Regions from separate parts of the Homo sapiens genome. Here all the other regions are linked to region 4. A link is a loop called in an ENCODE intact Hi-C map of the cell type or tissue named here. Cell type or tissue: heart left ventricle. All regions are shown on one strand. Region 1 overlaps PRDM16 (PR/SET domain 16). Region 2 overlaps PRDM16 (PR/SET domain 16). Region 3 overlaps PRDM16 (PR/SET domain 16). Region 4 overlaps PRDM16 (PR/SET domain 16).

Region 1 (5,000 bases), 110 kb before region 4:
CCGCCCCACCCCTGCCTCCCAGCGCCTCTGTGACATTGCCCCCCTGCTCCTGCCATCCTCCCGCCCCACCCCTGCCTCCCAGTGCCTCTGTGGCATCGCCCCCGCTCCTGCCATCCTCCCACCCCACCCCTGCCTCCCAGTGCCTCTGTGGCATCGCCCCCGCTCCTGCCATCCTCCCGCCCCACCCCTGCCTCCCAGCGCCTCTGTGGCATCGCCCCCACTCCTGCCATCCTCCCGCCCCACCCCTGCCTCCCAGTGCCTCTGTGGCATCGCCCCCGTTCCCATGCAGCCATCCTCCTGCCCCACCCCTGCCTGGTTTTCTGGAACCCCTGGAACCAGCATCACACAAGTGAGCAAGTGGCTCTTTCCAATCTTACAACCCCCGCGGTGGAAGGAACAGGTGGAAAGATTGTTGAGACTTGTAAATTAGTTGCTAATGAGGAAAATCAGGAAATTTGCTGAGGCATAAAAAATGAGAAGTCCGGAGAAAGAAGACAAATGGACCCGCAGCTATTCCCGCCCCACCCCCGCCCCTCGCCCTTTCATACCCTGGTTTAGATCAGACCGAAATACAGATCTGATGCCTAAGTTAATGCAAAGAAATTGCTTTAAAATGTAAAGGTGATTAATTGGATTAATGTGCAAAAAATGGTTAAAGTATGTCAGGGAATGAGGAGGGAGTGGGGGCCCGTGTTTCCCGGGCCACCTGCCACCTGCCCGGCCCATGGAAAGTGCTCTGCCAACATCATTTCCTGGAATGCTCAGAAGGACCCTGCCAGGTGGCCACTGTCGTTCCACTTCTGCAGATGAGAAGCTCTGGCCTACCGAGCCTACTCCTGGAGCCAGGTGGTTGCTGCCCACACCCCCTCCCACCTGAGCTGACCCCTGTGGCCACGCCCAGGGTGCAGGTTCAGGACCAGTGCAAGGGGACATGGGGCTGTAACCTGTAGGCTGATGAGTCCAACAGAAGCCTCCCCACCCCTGTAAGAGGGACGTCCTGAGACCCTGTGCTGTGCCGCTGCTGCGGTCTCCAGCCTCTACTTGGAAGGCTTGTGACAAGTGTGGTGTGTGGCCCTGGACACTTTCTGAGCCTCAGCTGGCCCTGATGCTAAATGGGCCCATGGAGGTATTGTGTGGATTTTCTACTGTTTCTTTTCAACAAAACCCATGGTTTGGAACCTCGGGAAGAAACAAACCTCATAAAAATGTGATTCCTAAGGCCCTTCCATCCGGCCCCCACCACCCTGAATCCCTAGGGTTAGAAAACACTCCTGAGGCTGACCCAGAGCTCAGGGAAACACCCTACGGTTGCCATGGGAGCCCCGTCCCTAGCGACTCTCCTCAGGGCCGGGGGTTGGAAGATACCACACAGGGGTGGGAGTGCAGGCCGAGGGGCTTGTTGGCCTGGGGTTTGAGCCCCACCCCTCTCCCGTGCACAGCCTGGGGCATGTGCTGGCTTCTCTGTGCCTCAGTTTCCTGATCCATAAAATGGAGATAATAACAGGCCAGGTCCCGGGGTTGTTGCTGAGGGGCAGAGTATCCCTGTCACCTCCTCAACAAAGAGGCTGACAGAGGAAAACAAACGATTAAAGAAAAAAAAACAGAGCCCGCCCCCCACGGGCCCCCCAACACCCGCAAGGGCCTGCACCACTTCCACCGTCTCTGGCTCCTGTACGCCATCAGGATCTTGAAGGGGCAGGTGGGGAAGGGCTGGGCTCCCCCGCAGCCCCTGGTTCCCCCCGAGCCTCGGGCCCTCTCCCCTGGCTGCCGTGTCCATGGGCCACGCTCGGGTCAGCGGCGAGCTAACGCCTTTGTCAGGGTGATTAATAGCGGGGGGACTGTCGTTAATTCACTGCCTAATGACCGCGGCCCGCGCGCTCCGAGTAATCGGGTGATGTATGTGGACTGTGCACACCTCGTGGCAGAGGTGAAAATCATTTCGACAAGTCAAATATTGTCACAGGGAACAAATGGCTCTCCCTGTTAATAAAAATTAATGAATTTTTTTTTTCTTTCTTTTTTCCTCGCCGCTGGCCTGCTAAATGAATCTGAGGGCAGCTGAGCGCGGACGGGCTGGGAAGGGTTAAGTTCTTGATTCCGTGGTTAAAACTATGAACGTCTTCATCAGGGCAAGTGCGGCCAGGGGGCCAGGGTGGCCCTGCACCTGCAGCCTGGCTGCTTCCCCCAGGAGTGCCTGCAGGCCCTTCCGGGGTGGGGGTGCAGAGATCCCCCGCTCCAGGCCTGAAGGGGTGAGGCTTCCAGAGAGGGGCTGCAGCTGTCCCAGGCTCTCTGGACCTGAGGGTGATGGGAGCACCTTCAGGCTGCTCTCCCCACCCCTCCACTGCAGCCCCATCACCATGTGGGTGGGAATTAGGGAGCAGAGCCGAGTGGATTAGGACCAGGTGCTGGGCAATGAGTTTATCCAGGGAGGGTCCTCCTGGCCCCGAGAGCCGGAGCCCAAGGTGGCACCAGTTTCCCTAGGAGCATCTGGGTGGCCCCCAGACCCTGCCCTGGCTGCGAGGGGCGGGGAGTCAGGCCTCAAAGGCCTCAGCCTCCGCAGCTCCCCACCCCCACTCTGGTGGGAGGCCAGGCCAGGGCAGTGAGCCAGCCCGCCTCTGTGCCCAGAGGAGGCGGGGCCCGGGGGAGCAGGGGAAGGGAGGGCCTGCACCCACCATTGGCAACAAAGCTGTCCTGGCCGCTCCCGTCACCAGGGCTGGAGGCACACGGACATGGACAGTGCCCTCCCCACCCCATGATGCAAACCCCCAGTTTTCATCCCAGCAGCCAGGGCTGTCGGGAGCCCATGGCCTTCTCTGTCTGCAGCAGCCACGGTGGAGGCAGGCCACCGGGGAAACGTGTGTTTCAGCTCCCAGAGCTCGGGCTGATGGCGCCAGCCCAAACGAGGCTGTCCTCCCCAGCCCGTCTTGGCTAGAGAGCCCACACAGCCTCGCTGCAGTCCCTAAGGGAAGGCTGGGATAGGGGCACCCCTGTCCCAGCGGGACCCCGCACCCCTCAGCGCCCCACGGAGACCTGCACCTTCCAGACTGACAGTGCTCGGGGCCCTCTCTCCCTCTTGCGATTTTTATTTCGGGGCCACGTTTGTTTACTTGCGGCGTGACTTGCTCTGGCCTGTGCACGGCAGCCACAGGCCCAGTTGGTAGGAACTAAAGAGATAAATAAGTCTATAAATAGTTTGGTGGCGGTCGGCTGTTACGGCGCTTGCTCAGCATTTAACCCCTTGTTCCTCCTCCTCGCTGTCCGGGCAGAGCCAGGGAAAGGGAAGCAGAGAACAGAAATCTCCGAGTGTGTTTTCTTTTCTGAACGAGCCCTGGCTGAGTGCACTTTGTCCTCGGGTGGCCTGGCCTGCAGAGCCTCCTGCGAGGACGCTGGCCTTGATTGCAACCCCCTCCAAACCCTCAGTGCCGCAGGTGCTCTGGCAGCTGGCAGAGGTGGCCATCCCAGGGTCACTGGCCATCCCTTCCTCTGCCCTCGGTATCCCACTTACAGCCTCCGAGTTTGCAGAAACACAGCTGTGTGTATTGGGGGGCCCTTCCCCAAATCTGCTCTGGCCACGAGCTGAGCTGGCTCCTGTCCTGCCCTCCTCGGGCTGGCAAGCCCAGGCCCCTTCTGGGTTCTGGTTGGCTCCATGGAACCTTTCCTTCCTCTTTCTGGAAGGACCCCAGGACTCCAGAACACCTAAGCACCTGGCTGAGCCTCCAGGAAGAGCCTGAGGAAGCCTCCGGGTGAGAGGTGACCCTCGTCTCTGTGGCCACCCGGGCCCTCCACCAGCCAGAACCTCTTGTCGCCCTGCTTGGATCAGGCGCCTCCCGAGCACAAAGTCCTGGAGCAGCGAGCCGAGCTCCAGGTGCAAGCCCCCCGGCCTCCGCGCCACCGGGGGAGCTGCGATCCAGTAGAACGGGGTCCCCGGTGCTGAAGGAGCATCCCTGGGCCCAGCGGGAGGCTGTGAGGTACTCAACGGCTCCACGATGTCCTTATGCTGCTGTGGGCCCTGCCGGCTGCCAAGCCAGCTGCCCTAGGTGTGGGGGCCACCTAGCAATCAGGGTGGAGAAGGAGTTGAGAACAGAATCACCCACTCACATGCAGGTGAGGGGCAGGGCATACGGCTCTGAACGTCCCCCACGGTCTTCCCGGTTGGATTCGTGCCTGTTTTACAGAGGAGGAGGCTGAGGTCCAGAAGGTGGAAGTGGCTTTACCCCACTCCCAAGGTACAGAGGCTGGAAGGAGACCCTGTCCTTGCCTATAGGAATGAGAGTCAACCAGGGTGGTGGGGGAAGTCAACCTTACCTGCTTTCCAGAGACCCTGAGATCTGGGCAGTGGGGCTGCTGACAGGAGCCTCGTTTCACTTGGGTGGAATAGCCTGGGTTTTGTTGATGCTAAGAGCACGCCGTAGATTCAGACGGCACACGCATGTTCACACGTGCTTCCCACAGTGGCGTGTGCTTCACTGTAGCTAAAATGTGGACACACCACAGTGTCCATCCACAGATGAAGAGACAAGCCAAAGGCGGCACCCACATGCCTGGACTATTAGCCCTCAAAAGGAAGGAAACGGCGACACACGCCACCACCTGGAGGAAACTTGAGGACCTTGTGCTAAGCTAAGTAAGCCGGCTGTGAAAGGGCAATAGTGTAGGATCCCACTTACGGGAGGTCCCTAGAGTTATCACATGCATAGAGACGGAAAGTAGAATGGTGGCTGCCGGGGCTGGGGGAGGGGATGGAGAGTGTCTGTGGGGTAGACTTTCTCTCTGGGGAGATGCAGGAGTTCTGGAGATGGGTGGTGGTGACTGAAGGCAGCGCACAGCATGAATGTGCTTAATGCCACTGAGCTGTGCGCTGAACAATGACTGAAATGATACATTTGATGTTACATGTATCTGCCCACAGTCTTTCTAGAAGCACGCTGTCACGATGCCAGATCTTAGCTCGTGGAGCTAGTGCTTGGAGCCAACACCGCCTGGTATTTGAGGGGTCCAGT
Region 2 (5,000 bases), 87 kb before region 4:
GTGAGCGCACCGGCCAGTGGATGCTCTGAGGAGTGTTCCCGTGGAGCCAGCACCGGGCAGCTCGGCGAGGCACACAGCGTCGGGATTTGGAGAGAGACGGGGCCCTGTGGGATGGTGCGGAGCCTGAGGCCACCGTGGGGACAGGGATGCAGAGAAACCCATGGGCCTCGGCGTTGCTCCGGGAGAAGCCGGCAGTGCCGTGGAGGAGTCACAGCACAGGCTTCCCATGTCCCCCGGCACCGTGACATCAGCCCTAGACGTTTTTAGCCCAAGAATGCCATGAAATCCTGCACTATCTTCGGCCCGGCTCGGAGGCACGGGTATATAAGGAATTTTAGAAAAAAGGAGAGAGAATGACTAAGAATACCTCCCTGATGGCTCTCCTTTACTTCCTTAAGGGGTAATAACTCCGCTGCAGCCCAGCAGAGGGGACTTTCTTTAAATAGAGCATTCTGATTCACAAGCGAAAAAGGAAATAAATATTTTCTTTTCATATTCGAGAGACATCTGTGAATACCAACTTCTTAAATAGTATTTTGCCAATCGCATCCCACACGCCCCGCCCCCCCTGTCCCAGTGACACCCAGAGCCCACCCTTACTCAGGAACCGGCCGCTTGTACCAAGAGACCTGAAAACATCATCAGGGCTGCCAGCCTGAAAATGTCTTCAGGGTTTTGCCAGAAGCAGGAGGGAGAAGGGCTTCTGCGTGGGGGCGTGGCCCAGCCTCCCCCTAGGTCCCCCAAGGCTCCCTGTGAGAACAGGGTGCTCCGGAGCCTCCTGCCCTTTTCCTTCCTCCCTTTCTTTCTTCCTTAGGGAAAATAAGGATTGGATGTGAAGGGAGTATGACAGAGGCATGTGGCCTCTGTATGGGCCTGGTGGGCACCTGCCGTGTGCCCTGGTCTCTGTGAGGCTCTGTCTACACTGGGACCCTCCCAGCTGTGCTGTGATTAGGACACAGCCACCCTCGCTCTGACAGGGGAACCCGGGGCTGAGAAGGAAGGAATAGCTCCCAGCCCCCAGGTTTGTCCATGCAGGGGCCCAGAGGCAGGTGTGGGTCCCGCTCAGTGACCCCAGCAGGAGCTCACTGGGGGCAGCCAGGCTCTTGCCAGGTGGGAGAGGCACAGGTGAGCTCCAGCAGGGGCGGCAGCTGGGCCCAGACCCGGTTCCTGCCCCCACTAACAGCATGTAGGTGGGGCAGTCTCAACTCTGCGCCTTGCAGGCCGATTGCCTGGGCCCAGTGCCTCATGCTCCTGCCTGAACATGGCTCTGTCCTCTGCAGGTCCCTGACCCAGCCGGGCCCTGGAACTTGACTTCACTACAGCCGATGGCCCTCTCTGGGCTTGGGGGAATTCTGTGTCGTAAACATGACCTCAGCCCCACTTTTTCTCAGAAGCTGCTGTCCCCTTGTTTGAAAGCAGGTCCCAAATGTAGACCCATGGGCCCTTGTGGGGCCTGAGAATGCTGGGGACACTTGGCAGAGAGTGAGGCTCACCGCCCGGTGCCCCTGCCTGAAGCTGGGATTCTGCGGTGGCCCCAGGGTGCCCGTGGCACCAGAGAGGGGTTCAGCCAGGAACCGCAGGGGTTCCTGACCCAGATGGTCAGCCTGTGAGACCCCCACCCAATTCCAGGCCACATTCTCTACCTACTACTGGCTGAGAGTTCCCGGGGGAGGTCCCAGGAGTCTGCATTCTGAGAAGCGATCATTGTGGGGCACTTGGAGGAGTCCAGCCCAGGAGGAGGCCCTGGGAAAGGGGCCCGCCCTGAACTTCCTTCCTCCCCTACCCATGGGAGCCCAGAGAGGCTTTTCCTAAAGGTGCCGAGGCTGACGGGTAGCAGCAGAGCCTTTCCTGACCACAGGCCTCAGCAGGGCAGGTGGAAGGAGCAGAAGCTGGAGCTGCGAAGAGGCGGGTGCCTGGGTCCACTGGGGGACCCCACTGTTGCCCAGGGGGGTCTGTGCAGCCGCTGAGGCTGGGGGGTGAGCTTCACACCACTGGCTCATCAGCATGGCTCCTGTCCCCGGCCACAGCTGCACGAGGCGGCCCGAGGCTGACCAGCCACGCGCCCCCGGGCATGGAGTGATGGCTAAGATAGGAGGGGCCCCTTGTCATACCTGAGTCCCCCTTGGGACATCACCATCTCCTCCCCCTCCCAGTGCAGTTATGAACTGGGCCCCAGGGAGGGAAAGAGTCATATGCGACCATGGGCTGGGTGGACCCAGGACAAGAGCCCAGGGTCCCGACCCCCAGGCGGGCCCTTTCTGCCCCTGCAGCTCCCAGATGTCAGCTGTGAGCAGGGCAGGCCCCTCCTTCCTGTGTGCCCCCAGCCATCACAGCGGCCCCAGCTCGTCGTGGGCACTCAGTCCAATTGTCCCTTGGGTGATCCTACAGCCTTGGCATCCTAGAGGAGCGTGCCCCATGAGCCAGGCAGGGCTGGCACAGGCCTGAGAGGCAGCTCATTCACCTCTGGTGCCTGCACCTGCAGTGCGGTCCCTGCAAGGCTGTGCCGGGATCAGCTTTGTGCTGCCAGGCGGTAGGCCTACGAGGGCGGCAGGAAGCAACTGGACCACTAAGACTGAAGAATCTACAGTACAGATCATTTGCGCTTGAGATCTTTTAATTTTGAGTAATTTCCCAGCAGCAGGCTTCGCAGGGAGCAGAATGGGTGGGGAGGGCGGCCCCTCCTGAGGGTGGGCGGCTGTGGCCTGGCGGCTCCCTGGAGAGGCCCCCTGAGGCCTGTGGGCCAGCTCCTGGGTGGCCCTCCCTCCCCTGGGTCAGACGCAGGTCCCACGCGTTCCAGGCCACAGAGGTCTCCCTGGGTCAGGGACGAGGGTCAGGGGATGAGCGCGTGAACCTCGCACTCCTCAGGGGGCAGTGGCAGGTCCCACTGCCCTCCCGCCAGGCCTGCTGCTGGTCAGAGCTTCTCCTGTGGCAGGAATTCTCATGGGCCGGGTCATCAGCTGGGGTAGGAATGTGCTCTCAGGGTGCTACGGGCCACCTTGGCCTCAACCAGAGATGAGGGTGACGCAACTGCTCACAGGCCCGCTGAGGGGCAGCGACCTGAGGACAACTCCTGTGGGCTGCCTGTCTCTGCTGCCTCCTGCACGCGGGTAGAATCTGCTCGGGTCAGGGGCGGGCACTCCATGCGTTCTCTGGACCCCCGAGCTGCAGTGTGGCTGGGTTGCTGTGGTTGAAGGCACCTGCCTTAAGGGGCCAGGTCGGCGCAGGGCAGCGTCTCTCTGGGGTGAGGAGTTTATCTGAGTGCCTTAGAGAAGGCCCTTTGGAGAATGGCTGCAAGCCGGCACCCTTGCTGCATGGAGGGTTTGTTCTGCGTGGCCTTGGCTGGGCCTTTCCTGTCGTTTGGGACATATGTGAGTAGAATTGCCTCAAAGTGACTATTCTCACTCAGCTGCCAGGATGCCGTGAGTGTGTCTGCTGTGCAGGGGAGCGTGGTCTCTTCTTGCTTTTGCAGCTCCGGGCCCACCTGGAGTGCTTGGCGTGGCACTGGGCCGTGGCCTTCTGGGACGCGTGGGCAGCACCACCGTGCTTTCCAGGGAGCTGGCTTGGTGAGTGGGCCCCACTCTCCCCTGCTGCATGAAGAACGGCACCAGCCTCCAGCAGCAGCCGCCCAGGAGCTCTCGTGCATCCACTCTGGTCCTCCGGTCCCGGCTGCGCCTCTTGCACCAGGCTGGGGCAGGGATTACCAGCCGCACGCAGGCTGCGGGAACCCCCTTTGTCTGGCTTTCGGCGGAGTCGGCAGAGTTCCTTCCTTCTGGGCTAATGCCCAGTTTAATTGTACATCCCATTGTGTCGTCTCTGTTCAATCATGTTCAAAAATACCTACGTCCACTCCGTTCCCATTTAGATCTCTCTAAAGTCCATTCCGGCTTATCAGCACCGTAATTTCACGAGCAGAGCTAAGATTTCTGCCATTTAGGCCCCAGGCATTGTCTGTCGCGGCAGCAGCTGAGATAAACCCTCACCCAGAACAAAGTCGAAATGACCTTTTACAAGTAGAAGCGGCCTTGTTTCCCTCTAGACTAATTTATCAGCCTTCGTTTCAGCCCTGGCGCTCAGCGGAGGCTGGAGAGAGTGCTGTGCGGGGTGGCGGCAGAGGGGGATTAGGATGCTTGCTTGCTCCACAGTTTCAACAGGCACCTCTGGATCCTCGGGGACAGAAGCTGCCAATGGCCATGGGGTGCCGCCGAGGAGCTTGCCTGTGGGCGGAGAGCCATAGCCAGGTGTCCCCCAAAGAGCGGTGGGGGTCTCAGGGCCTGGGGCAGGGGCACAAAAATAAAACCTTGTGTGAAAACAACGAGCCAGGCTGGAAATACGTGAACATAAGCAACATGAAATGGCCGGGCCTCCGGAGCCCCTTGCCAGTGGGGCTCTGCTGAGCTTCTTGGTAACAGCTCACATGTTCCACCTACAGAGGCTGGCTGGCTCAGTCCTCCCCTTCCTGCCCACCCCAGGAACAAGAATCTCTAGGCAGAAAGAAGGGAGGAGAGGCTGCTCAGGCTCCTGGGTCAGCCAAAGTCCCATTTCTAGAAGGTTCCAGTTGCCCTGGCTCCTGGAGCTAGGTTTGCACTGGAGCTGCCGGGCCCCCTCAAAGCATCCTCATCCCATGGGGTGGGCCTCTGATGAGCCTCTCTAGTGCATGAAGAATCGCTGGGGGCTGAGAAGCGCAAGTCTTGCTCGGCTAGGAGCCCCAGCTGCACTCGAGCCCCAAGGGGCCCTCCGGGACAGGACGCCACTCTGCTGGCCCTTGATGCCTCCCACATGGACACGAGCACCATGCTGTCTTCCCGGAGAGACCACGGTGCACCCTGTCTCAAGTCTGAGCTCTCAGAGGTGACCCTGCCCCTCAAGGGCTCCAGGACAGCTGTGCAGTGATCCCAGGACAGGGATGTCCTTGTGTTCCGTCTCTCTCCCCCCACCAGGGGAATGCAGAGGCTACAGGCCTCCCAGGGTCTTGCTGGGGAAGGGACCTCACTTCCTCCTGG
Region 3 (5,000 bases), 130 kb after region 4:
CACACACTCGGCTCACCTTTGTGCCTTGGCTTTTTGCTAAGGGGATAAAGCTTAAAGGAAAACCCCAGATGTGGGCAGATCGGGTTTATGAAGATTCTCATTCCCTTAGAAATTAGATCAGACACAAGCAACGCAGCCCTGGTATCCCCCAGGCCACTGCACAGTGTCCTTTGGTGCAACTGCAGAAGGGGGTCTTCAGGCTTGGAGAGGAGAATTTGCAAACAAGTGAGGGAGTCCAAATGGCGTGGCCCTTTCCAGGAATGGTCAGTTGCTTGCAGGAGAGGTCACAGCTGCGCAGGCGCTCATGGCCAGACTCCGTGTCCACCTGCTGGGTGACACACCCATGGCACAGGCAGATGGAAGCCCTAAGCCCCCACCTCACTGGCCACACAGACGGAGGGGGTGTCATTCCTGGTGGTGTCTTTCCCACCAAGGCGCTCACCTGTGCCCTGGGCTGTGTACAAACGTGTGTGTGCATGGGTGTAAGAGAAGGGGTGGGTAGAGCGAGAGGAGAGGAGAACAGGACAGAGAGGAAGTATAATATCTGGGAATGAGGTGCACAGGCTCCCACTGGGCACTTTGCAGAAAGAGCCTTTGCTTTAATAAGTATGCACGTGTGAGAGTGTGTGAGTGTGGGCGCGTGCACCGGTGCGTGTGTGTGTGAGAGCGTGTGTGTGGACACATGAGCTGGTGCATGTGTCGGTGCGTGTGAGAGCGTGTGAGTGTGGGTGTGTGAGCTGGTGTGTGTGTGAGTGCATGAGTGTGGGTGCGTGAGCTGGTGCCTGTGTTGGCATGTGTGAGAGTGTGTGAGTGTGAGCACGTGAGCCGGTGCATGTGTTGGCGTGCATGAGAGTGTGTGAGTGTGGGCGCGTGAGCCGGTGCATGTGTTGGCACACGTGAGAGTGCATGAGTGTGGGCGCGTGAGCCGGTGCGTGTGTGTGAGCGCGTGTGGGCGCGTGAGCTGGTGCGTGTGTTGGAGGATGTGAGAGCACGAGGGTGGGCACGTGAGCTGGTGCGTGTGTGTGTGAGAGCGCATGAGGGTGGGCGTGTGAGCCAGTGCTTGTGTTGGCACGCATGAGAGTGAGGGGCGTGTGAGCCAGTGCATGTGTTGGCACGTGTGAGAGCATGTGAGGGTTGGCGTGTGAGCCGGGGCATGTCAGTGTGTGTGAGTGTGGGCGTGTGGGCCGGTGCGTGTGTCGGCGCACGTGACAGCGTGAGTGTGGGCGCGTGTCTGTGAGTGCGAGTGTGGGCGTGTGAGTTGATGCATGTGAGTGTGTGAGTGTGGGTGTGTGTGAGTGAGTGTGGGCACGTGAGTTGGTGCGTGTGTGTGTGAGAGTGTGGGCGCGTGAGTTGGTGCGTGTGGGTGTGAGAGTGTGTGAGTGGGGCACAGCCAGGGTGTGCTTGTTTGGCCGGCAGGGCTGAGTGCCTCCCCGAGGGCCAGGTAGGTGACCGAGGGGTATTTACAGACCCTCCCTCTGGAGGGTCACCTGTCCATCAGCAGCCCTCCAGAGAGGGCAGATTTGATGAAACGAGACAAAGTTCTTCTCCCCTCAGCCTTGAAAACGCCCCGCCAGGCTGGACGAGCAGGAAGGTAGAGCGGTTAATATAAATAGATATCGTGATGAAAGAACACGATCATCTTAGGGGAAAAGCTCCCAGCTGGAGTCGAAGGAGATCAGGCAGCCGACGATTTCTGGTGAGCAAGAAGCTTGCTGAAATCATTGTTTCCACCACGCCGTGTTTAGGAAGCAAATTGTCCTACAGAGAGAGACACTCGCCGGGATGTGTGTGTGTGGTGTGCGTGTCTGTGGTGTGTGTGTGCGTGTGTGTGGTGTATGTGCATGTGTGTGGTTTGTGTGGTGTGTGTAGTGTGGGTGTGTGTGTGGTGTGGGTGTGAGTGTGTGTGGTTGTGTGTGGGTGTGTGGTGTGGGTGTGTGTGGTGTATGTGTGCATGTGTGTGGTTGTGTGTGGGTGTGTGGTGTGGGTGTGTGTGTGGTGTTTGTGTGCATGTGTGTGGTTGTGTGCATGTGTGTGGTGTGGTTGTGGGTGTGGTGTGTGTGTATGTGCATGTGTGTGGTGTGGGTGTGTGTGCGTGTGGGGGGTGTGGTTGTGTGTTTGCATGGGGGGGTGTGGGGGGTGTGCATGTGTGTGTGCTGTGTGTGCATGTGTGTGATTGTGTGTGTACGAATGTGGTGTGTGGTTGTGTATGTGCATGTGTATGAATGTGTGTGGTTGTGTGTGTGCGTGTGTGTGGTGTGTGTGCATGTGTATGAATGTGGTGTGTGGTTGTGTGTGCTGTGTGTGTGCATGTGTAGATGTGTGTGTGTTCCTCCCTTTTTTCTTAGAAAAACAAGAGGCAAAAGACAAGCTGGTGATTCGCTGACAACCGTTCACAGGCCTTTAGGAAAATGGCCGGAACCCCCAGGCCGCTGGGTCCTGGAGTCTAGCTGGGCCGGCACTGCCCTCTCCTGTTGAGAGAAGATGCTGGCACTCGCCAGCCAGAGCCGGGCACTGCCGCTTCCATCCCAGTCTGAGGAGGTTCCCAGTAGTAGGATTTTCACTTTTCTCAAGCAGGGAATAGTCCCTCTGCATAGGGCTCCTGCCCGGGGTGACCTCCTATCCATGTCCACCTCCAGCCATCTCCAAAGGGTAGTTGAGTACTGCCAGGAGCCCCAAAGTCCGGGATCCCCGAGTTGGGGCCTCCTGAGAACCTCAGGAACTGTCTGTGTCAACCCAGAGGCTGCCTTCTCCGGGGTGCAGGCAGCAGGATCTGGTGCGGAGAGGGGAGGTGGGAGGACACTAGGAACACTGTGAACTTCTAGAGAGCAGGAGGCACAGTCTGCGTGGTCAGCGTCCTGCCCCCACCCCTGCTAGAACAGCTGCAAAAGTGAAGACGAAGGCAGGGCGGGCCCTGAGCCAGCTTGCCCTGAATCCACTGATGGAGTGGCAGACACCATCACATGCATTCGCTTTCCCCGTGCCCCGCCCTGGAGAGCAGGTTCACCTTCCCCAGGGACTTCTGAAAATCTTGGCTCCTAAACTAGCAACACCGTGGGGTAGGAGGGTGGAAACAGCAGTGGCAAGCCCATTCTCCAGCAAAGAAGGTGGCGGCACAGCAGGAACTGTACCAACCGGCCCCCCGATCTGTGCTGGTCACTGGAGGCCAGTCTTGGGTGGGGCGCATGCACACACACATATGTTTCCACATGCTCATGTGTGCACACGTGTGCACACTCAGACACGCACGCTTGCAGAATACACACACGCCTGCCCAGACACGGACACTTACGCACACAGACACACATGCACCTGCCTGTGTATTTGTGTGTACGCACACACGCATGTATGCACAGTACACACATATACACCCATGCCCACGCACATGCACCCAGACAGACTGCTTCCAGCCCCAGCCTCGCCCCTCCAGCGGCTGGCTTTCCCAGTAATTTCATGTGGCGTTTTCAGCAGGGTTTCCCGGTCATTTCATGCGGGTTTGTCTTGGCTTCTGCTGATGTTTTAGGTGAGGTCTGCCACAAGTCCTACACGCAGTTCTCCAACCTGTGCCGGCACAAGCGGATGCACGCCGACTGCCGCACGCAGATCAAGTGCAAGGACTGTGGCCAGATGTTCAGCACTACCTCCTCCCTCAACAAGCACCGGCGCTTCTGCGAGGGCAAGAACCATTACACGCCGGGCGGCATCTTTGCCCCGGGCCTGCCCTTGACCCCCAGCCCCATGATGGACAAGGCAAAACCCTCCCCCAGCCTCAATCACGCCAGCCTGGGCTTCAACGAGTACTTTCCCTCCAGGCCGCACCCGGGGAGCCTGCCCTTCTCCACGGCGCCTCCCACGTTCCCCGCACTCACCCCCGGCTTCCCGGGCATCTTCCCTCCATCCTTGTACCCCCGGCCGCCTCTGCTACCTCCCACATCGCTGCTCAAGAGCCCCCTGAACCACACCCAGGACGCCAAGCTCCCCAGTCCCCTGGGGAACCCAGCCCTGCCCCTGGTCTCCGCCGTCAGCAACAGCAGCCAGGGCACGACGGCAGCTGCGGGGCCCGAGGAGAAGTTCGAGAGCCGCCTGGAGGACTCCTGTGTGGAGAAGCTGAAGACCAGGAGCAGCGACATGTCGGACGGCAGTGACTTTGAGGACGTCAACACCACCACGGGGACCGACCTGGACACGACCACGGGGACGGGCTCGGACCTGGACAGCGACGTGGACAGCGACCCTGACAAGGACAAGGGCAAGGGCAAGTCCGCCGAGGGCCAGCCCAAGTTTGGGGGCGGCTTGGCGCCCCCGGGGGCCCCGAACAGCGTGGCCGAGGTGCCTGTCTTCTATTCCCAGCACTCATTCTTCCCGCCACCCGACGAGCAGCTGCTGACTGCAACGGGCGCCGCCGGGGACTCCATCAAGGCCATCGCATCCATTGCCGAGAAGTACTTTGGCCCCGGCTTCATGGGGATGCAGGAGAAGAAGCTGGGCTCGCTCCCCTACCACTCGGCGTTCCCCTTCCAGTTCCTGCCCAACTTCCCCCACTCCCTTTACCCCTTCACGGACCGAGCCCTCGCCCACAACTTGCTGGTCAAGGCCGAGCCAAAGTCACCCCGGGACGCCCTCAAGGTGGGCGGCCCCAGTGCCGAGTGCCCCTTTGATCTCACCACCAAGCCCAAAGACGTGAAGCCCATCCTGCCCATGCCCAAGGGCCCCTCGGCCCCCGCATCCGGCGAGGAGCAGCCGCTGGACCTGAGCATCGGCAGCCGGGCCCGTGCCAGCCAAAACGGCGGCGGGCGGGAGCCCCGCAAGAACCACGTCTATGGGGAACGCAAGCTGGGCGCCGGCGAGGGGCTGCCCCAGGTGTGCCCGGCGCGGATGCCCCAGCAGCCCCCGCTCCACTACGCCAAGCCCTCGCCCTTCTTCATGGACCCCATCTACAGGTATTCAGCACCCCAGCCTCACTGGCTCTCCCTGGGGCGGGGCCGCGGCGGTGCTGGGCGGGC
Region 4 (5,000 bases):
GGCAGACGCCATCCCTGTACCAGGGGGTGCAGGGTGCTCAGGGAGACTGGAGCCCCAGTCTGCCTGGAGCTGGCATGAGGCCAAGGTGGGCGCCCGCAGCCCTGGATGTGGAGGGGTGTTCTAGAAGGAGTGCTGGCCTGCAGGAAAGGCCTTGGGCTGCAGTCAGGTCAGCCATGAACCCTTCAGTCAAACATGTGACCTGAACTGAGAACCCCAGGTCCAGCCTCTAGGTATGGGACGCCAGCTCTCTCCTTACCACCGAAGCAGCTTTGGGCTTGCACATGAAAAGCTTCCGAACCTTGACTCCCTTCACAGGCCTGAGCAGTGAGTTCCCAGAATGTTCTAGAAGAGGCATGTGCTCAGGGAGGCCATGCTTCAGTGTGCAGACGTTTCCCCAGAGAGGTCAGCAGGTGCCGGGCACCAGCCCTTCCCCAGACACAGGCTGGCCCTGCCAGCTGGCTTAGCAGGGCGCTGCCTGTGTGTGGAGTGGGGGCTCTGGGCTCCTTGCTTGGCCCCCACAGGTCCTCGACCCAGAGACCTTGTCCCCCCACTGTCGGGCTTAGGACAGGCCAGGGTCACCCTCAGCAGAACCTGGGGCCAGCGCCGCAGGGCCCCCTGGTTTGGAAAGCCTGTTCCTCAGCTCTGTCCCAGCGGGCACTTAGCTGAGGATACCCCTGATGCTGCTCCATGCACACCTCTCACCACGATTCAATCCACCTGAGGATGGTCACCTTCTCAGGGAAATGGGGAAAGACTTATTGCCAAGGTCACTGAAGCCTTCCTGGTCTTGGTGTCTGGAAAAAACTCGCCAAGAGAGCAGGCATCTCCCGAGACCCAGGAATCAGCATGGCCACCAGAGCTGGTCACTGCCACTCCGAAGCTCCTCAGGCAGCTTCCTTTCTCCCTAGGGAGGAGACACTGTTGTCCGTCTGAAGCCTGGCGAACGTGGGACACAGGAGGCAGCCGTGGCCGGAGGGGCACGAGGGTGGTGGGCAGCCAGCGCTAGCCCAAGCTCCCGGGGTCACTCCAAGGAGTAGTGAGGGCTCCCCTGCAGGTGCAGTGAGAGGCGTGGTAGTATTAGGGCGGTTAGAGGAGGGGCGTCTCCCTTCCCTTCCTTCTGAGTTTTCTTTGACACTGTCATCTTTCAGTGCAGAGTCAATGCTGCAGAAGGCTCCCTGTGAGACAGGCGAGGCTGTGAGGCCGGGTGGGAGGCAGCGCTTCCCGAGCAGGTGCGGGGTGCGTCTTCACTCTGCCCCTCCCGACACTTGGTTTTGGAGGGGTCTGACCCAGTGGCCGGGCTCATGGGTGGGAACTGGCCAGCCAGCCCCTCGTCACCTTCCCTCCTGCTTGGGCTCCACAGCATATCCCAGGCACAGCTGCCCATTAGAGGCGGGGCTGTCCCTGCAATGGAGGTGCCAGGGAATGTCTGTCCAGGCCTTGGCCAGGGCCCGGGGTGGCTGCAAATGGCCTTAGGCCAATGAAGGACACAGCTGCCCCCCAACCTTGTTCATTCTCCAATGCCCCTCCCTCTGTCCCTCTCTCCCTCCCTCCCTCCTGCAGCCAGACCCTGGAGGTGGGCTCCATGGCATAGGACAGCCCCAGGCAGACCCAACTCACCCACTCCCCAGAGTGGAAAGAACAGCCTCTGCCCCACACTGCGCGGTGCCCCTAGGTCCACAGCAGAGACAGACACACAGAAGAGAGGGGACGGACAGCGAAGGGTTACGGGGACCAGACCTCAAGGTCAGAGGAAGAGAGAGGGGACGGTCAGCAAAGGGTTACGGGGACCAGACCTCAAGGTCAGAGGAAGAGACAGGGGGTGGTCAGCGAAGGGTTATGGGGACCAGACCTCAAGGTCAGAGGAAGAGAGACGGGGCGGTCAGCGAAGGGTTATGGGGACCAGACCTCAAGGTCAAAGGAAGAGTATATTTCCCGCCTGCTTCCCCCAGCATCTTCCAGCAAAGCCGGCTGGTGGTGTTGCGGCCACACAGCCTCCCCGACCAACATCCAAGCCTGCAAAGCTAAGAGGTTAGGATCTGCAGGAGCCCAGGTGCCTCCGCGGGAGGAATGTGGCTCAGATTCGGGGGACCGGTGCGCGGTGTGTCCAGGAGACGCAGGCACATCGCAGGGTTGGAAGTGCGCTGGGGGCCTGGCCTGTGGTCCTGGCTGGGATGCCGCCATCCTAGGGTAGCGGGCCTGGGGGGGCCTGGAGCTGGGGGCCATCCTCCCATGGCCTGGGCCTGGGGCAGGGGCTGCTGCCCGCCACCCGCCACCCGTAGCCCGCCCGGGAAGCTGGGGTGGAGGCGCCCTCTATCGCCTGCCTGGGGGACATCTCGCCAAAGCACACCGGTTTGCAAAGGCAAACCGACATTAAGCGTCCCAGGTTCCCCAGACATTATCTGCCTTTTGGGAACCTTTAAAATAAAGAGTCAAACGTTTTCGGCCCCTGTCTGGCTTTTTATGTAAACTGAGTGGTTCCTGGAGTGTGTTTTTTAAAGTGTTAAGATGGCAGTATTTATCTGGAGGGGGAGGGAGGAAGAGCCAGGTGGGCGTTCTCCTATTAGGCCAGAATTTTCAGAGAAAACCAGTGTAAGGCGTGGCCAAAATGATGAGTTTGTTTCCCGGTGGCCTAGGAGTCTGTCCAGAGCAAAGCAACTGCCAGGTGGGCTTCTCCTGGCACTGTCGCCGTGAAGCCTTCGGGAGCCAGGACCTGCCAGCAGCCAGAGTTCAGCCCTGCAGGGAAAGGGGCGGCCAGGGGGAGCCCCACACCCTGAGAACGTGGGAGTGCGGTCTTGATACAGATCATCTTCAGATAGACTCTGTGGCCTTATGATGGGGAATCTGAGGGTTCATTCTCAGCCAGAGAGGAGGATAAGGGGTGTTGCTTCTAGAAACGGCCATGCGTCTTGGGGGCTTCACGGAGCACCTGTGAGCCTGGGGTGGCCAAGCCTGGGAAACCCAGCGTGGTCCCGCCCAGGCCAGGGCAGAGCAGAGAAGGGTCAGAGCTGGAGGCCGGGCTGAGGAGTCTGCAGCCGCCAGGGCAGCTTCCGAGCTTGGTGCACCTACTCACCACGCTGGCCCTTCCTGGGCTGTAAGCCCTGAGTGACCTGCTCCCCTCTGGGCCCGGGCTTTCGGAGGCGAATGTTGGTAGGTTTCTCTGGCCGGTATAGCCCTTGAGCATGGAACGCTTCACCTGGTGCCCTGGACGGGGTGCAAGGGAGGCAGGCTGGCACTCTCTGGCCCCCCCAAGTTCTGGGCCAGCCCCCAGCATTTCCTGCTGAGAGTCCCAAGGTCCTTGGTGAGGTTTTCAGAGCCCACTGGGCAAACCTAGGGTGAGGTGGGCTGTGTGGACTGCAGCCAGGAGCAAAGTCTGGCCTGGGGCACCCCAGCCCTCTGGCCCCAGCCCCGTGGAGGCCCCTGCCTCTCCCCTCCAGCTGGCCACCTGGGCGTTCTGATTACCTCTCCAGGTGTGGCTGGGAAAGCAGCTCTGCCCTCTGCCCTCACCCCATTGTTCCCCAGGCTCTGCCTTTCAGGTCGTTTTACGTTTTCACCTGATCCCTGTGATGCTGCAAAGCATTCCCAGGCCACTGAGCAGCCCTGCCACAGCCGCTGTGTCGCCCCCACTCACAAATCTCGGGACGGACATGTCCCCTGCCTTCCTGGGAGCAGGCATGCTCCCAGGAAGCTGTGACATGCTCGCTCGGGAGCTTGGAGCTGTGACATGCTCGCTCGGGCTTCTTCGCTCACACCCGCGACATCCACATTGGCCGTGGTCATAGCCAGCCTGAGCCCAGGGCGTGCTTGAGCCCCTCCGTCTCTGGTCCCTGGACGGCCAAGGTCAGTTTCCTCCCCCTGGAAATGGCTAGATGAAGGTCTGCTTCTCCAGATGCCAGCCTTGCTCCCAGGCCATGGCAGAGGAAAGCCCCCCCACCACCGGACACCTGGCATGTCCACCTGGGGAAAGGGCACTGGCCCTCTCTGGCAAGAGCTTCTCAGACCCCAGGGTAGGTGGACTTTGTGGTTTTCATCTCTGCCGAGCGTGGAGCCCAATCAAAGATCCAGGCTCCGCTGACGAGAAAACCCAGAAAGCCCCTGCGGCGTGACACAAGGAAAAATAAATATCAAAAGAACATTTGACGAGCTCAATAAATTGATCATATTGTGCTGAACCTTCACCCCCATAACTATGGGACCATTTAAATGCTAATGCCATTTTTTAAAAAGTCAATTACAGGAGTTTGCAAGGAATGGAGTCAGCATTCCCCACGACAGCCTCTCCTCCTCCAGCTCCCTCTCCTCATCCACAGGCACTGGGGCCTTTGCTCCCCTGAAGGAAATGTTCCCTCACAGTGGTCCCAGTAATTGAATCAAGTTGATACAGACACCAGGAATATTGCAAGTTGTGTGGGTAATGGGAAGCACGTGTTGATAAAGTGGTCAGTGTTTGCGGACCAAGGGGGGCCGCAACTGCAGTTAACCCTTCAGAGAGCACAGCGTCCCCACAGCCCGAAGGGCCGCCCCCTGCCTGGCAGAGCCCCAGGTGGGTGACATGCAAGCATTCCGGAATCTTCCAGCCCTGGGTTCCTGTTTCCCATCAGCACCTGCTCTGCTCTGCAGACGGCAACATGGCCACAATTCTCCCTCCTCTTGGTGGCACCTCCTCACCAACTGGACCCAACCGAGCCTGCAGCCTCCTGAATTGACATGCAGGAGAGGAGAAAGAAGAAGACATGGACCCCCAGAGAAAGCTGGATGCTCAGGAACCCCGTGTCCTCCATAAGGGCCTGAGGGCCTGGGGGTTCAGCCTTCTGCACCCCCAAGTTCCTCCCACACCAACTGTGCTGGTGGCAAAATTCTAGTCACCATTTTCATACCGACAGCCTCTACGTGCTGGGCGCTTAACTCACAGGAGACCTGCAAGCCTCACTCGGGGAAACAGAGGCACACAGAGTGGAGGGGCCGCCCAGCTCAGATGCAAGAGGATGGAAAGCATGGGACTC

The links. Hi-C counts contacts between places; a loop is a spot of excess contacts. Peaks named below come from ENCODE experiments on the same cell type or tissue, not always from the same donor. Only the 100,000 strongest peaks of a DNase experiment are listed, where the experiment ranks them.
Region 1: a loop joins it to region 4, with 2.6 times the contacts of the local background. A loop is called at or near these places in 5 of 110 quality-filtered maps.
Region 2: a loop joins it to region 4, with 2.3 times the contacts of the local background. A loop is called at or near these places in 2 of 110 quality-filtered maps.
Region 3: it touches region 4 in a loop (2.2-fold over the local background); 16 of 110 quality-filtered maps call a loop at or near these places.

Annotation. Positions count from the first base shown.
Region 1 is chr1:3,168,057-3,173,056 of GRCh38, forward strand. The region is part of intron 1 of PRDM16 (PR/SET domain 16); the gene reads left to right. Among named protein-coding and RNA genes, the nearest start is that of MIR4251, 43 kb to the left of the region's middle. In heart left ventricle, no CTCF peak of the experiment used is centred here; DNase peaks (open chromatin) are centred at 2,635 and 3,204; H3K4me3 peaks cover 1,507 bases; H3K27ac peaks cover 1,837 bases.
Region 2 is chr1:3,195,027-3,200,026 of GRCh38, forward strand. All of the region lies in intron 2 of PRDM16 (PR/SET domain 16), which reads left to right. It overlaps LOC107984909 (a long non-coding RNA gene), which reads left to right. Exons shown (of 2, transcript XR_001737869.2): 2 at 1-500. Among named protein-coding and RNA genes, the nearest start is that of MIR4251, 70 kb to the left of the region's middle. In heart left ventricle, no CTCF peak of the experiment used is centred here; no DNase peak of the experiment used is centred here; H3K27ac peaks cover 3,133 bases.
Region 3 is chr1:3,407,864-3,412,863 of GRCh38, forward strand. PRDM16 (PR/SET domain 16) reads left to right here. Exons shown (of 17, transcript NM_022114.4): 9 at 3,521-4,937. Among named protein-coding and RNA genes, the nearest start is that of ARHGEF16, 44 kb to the right of the region's middle. RefSeq lists an enhancer at 598-1,175. In heart left ventricle, a CTCF peak has its summit at 2,476 (motif pointing left); a DNase peak (open chromatin) is centred at 2,462.
Region 4 is chr1:3,281,847-3,286,846 of GRCh38, forward strand. The region is part of intron 3 of PRDM16 (PR/SET domain 16); the gene reads left to right. It overlaps LOC124903828 (collagen alpha-5(IV) chain-like), which reads left to right. Exons shown (of 2, transcript XM_047436627.1): 1 at 1-5,000. The coding sequence starts at 4,973. Among named protein-coding and RNA genes, the nearest start is that of MIR4251, 160 kb to the left of the region's middle. In heart left ventricle, CTCF peaks have their summits at 2,301 and 2,500; a DNase peak (open chromatin) is centred at 2,281; H3K27ac peaks cover 668 bases; H3K27me3 peaks cover 430 bases.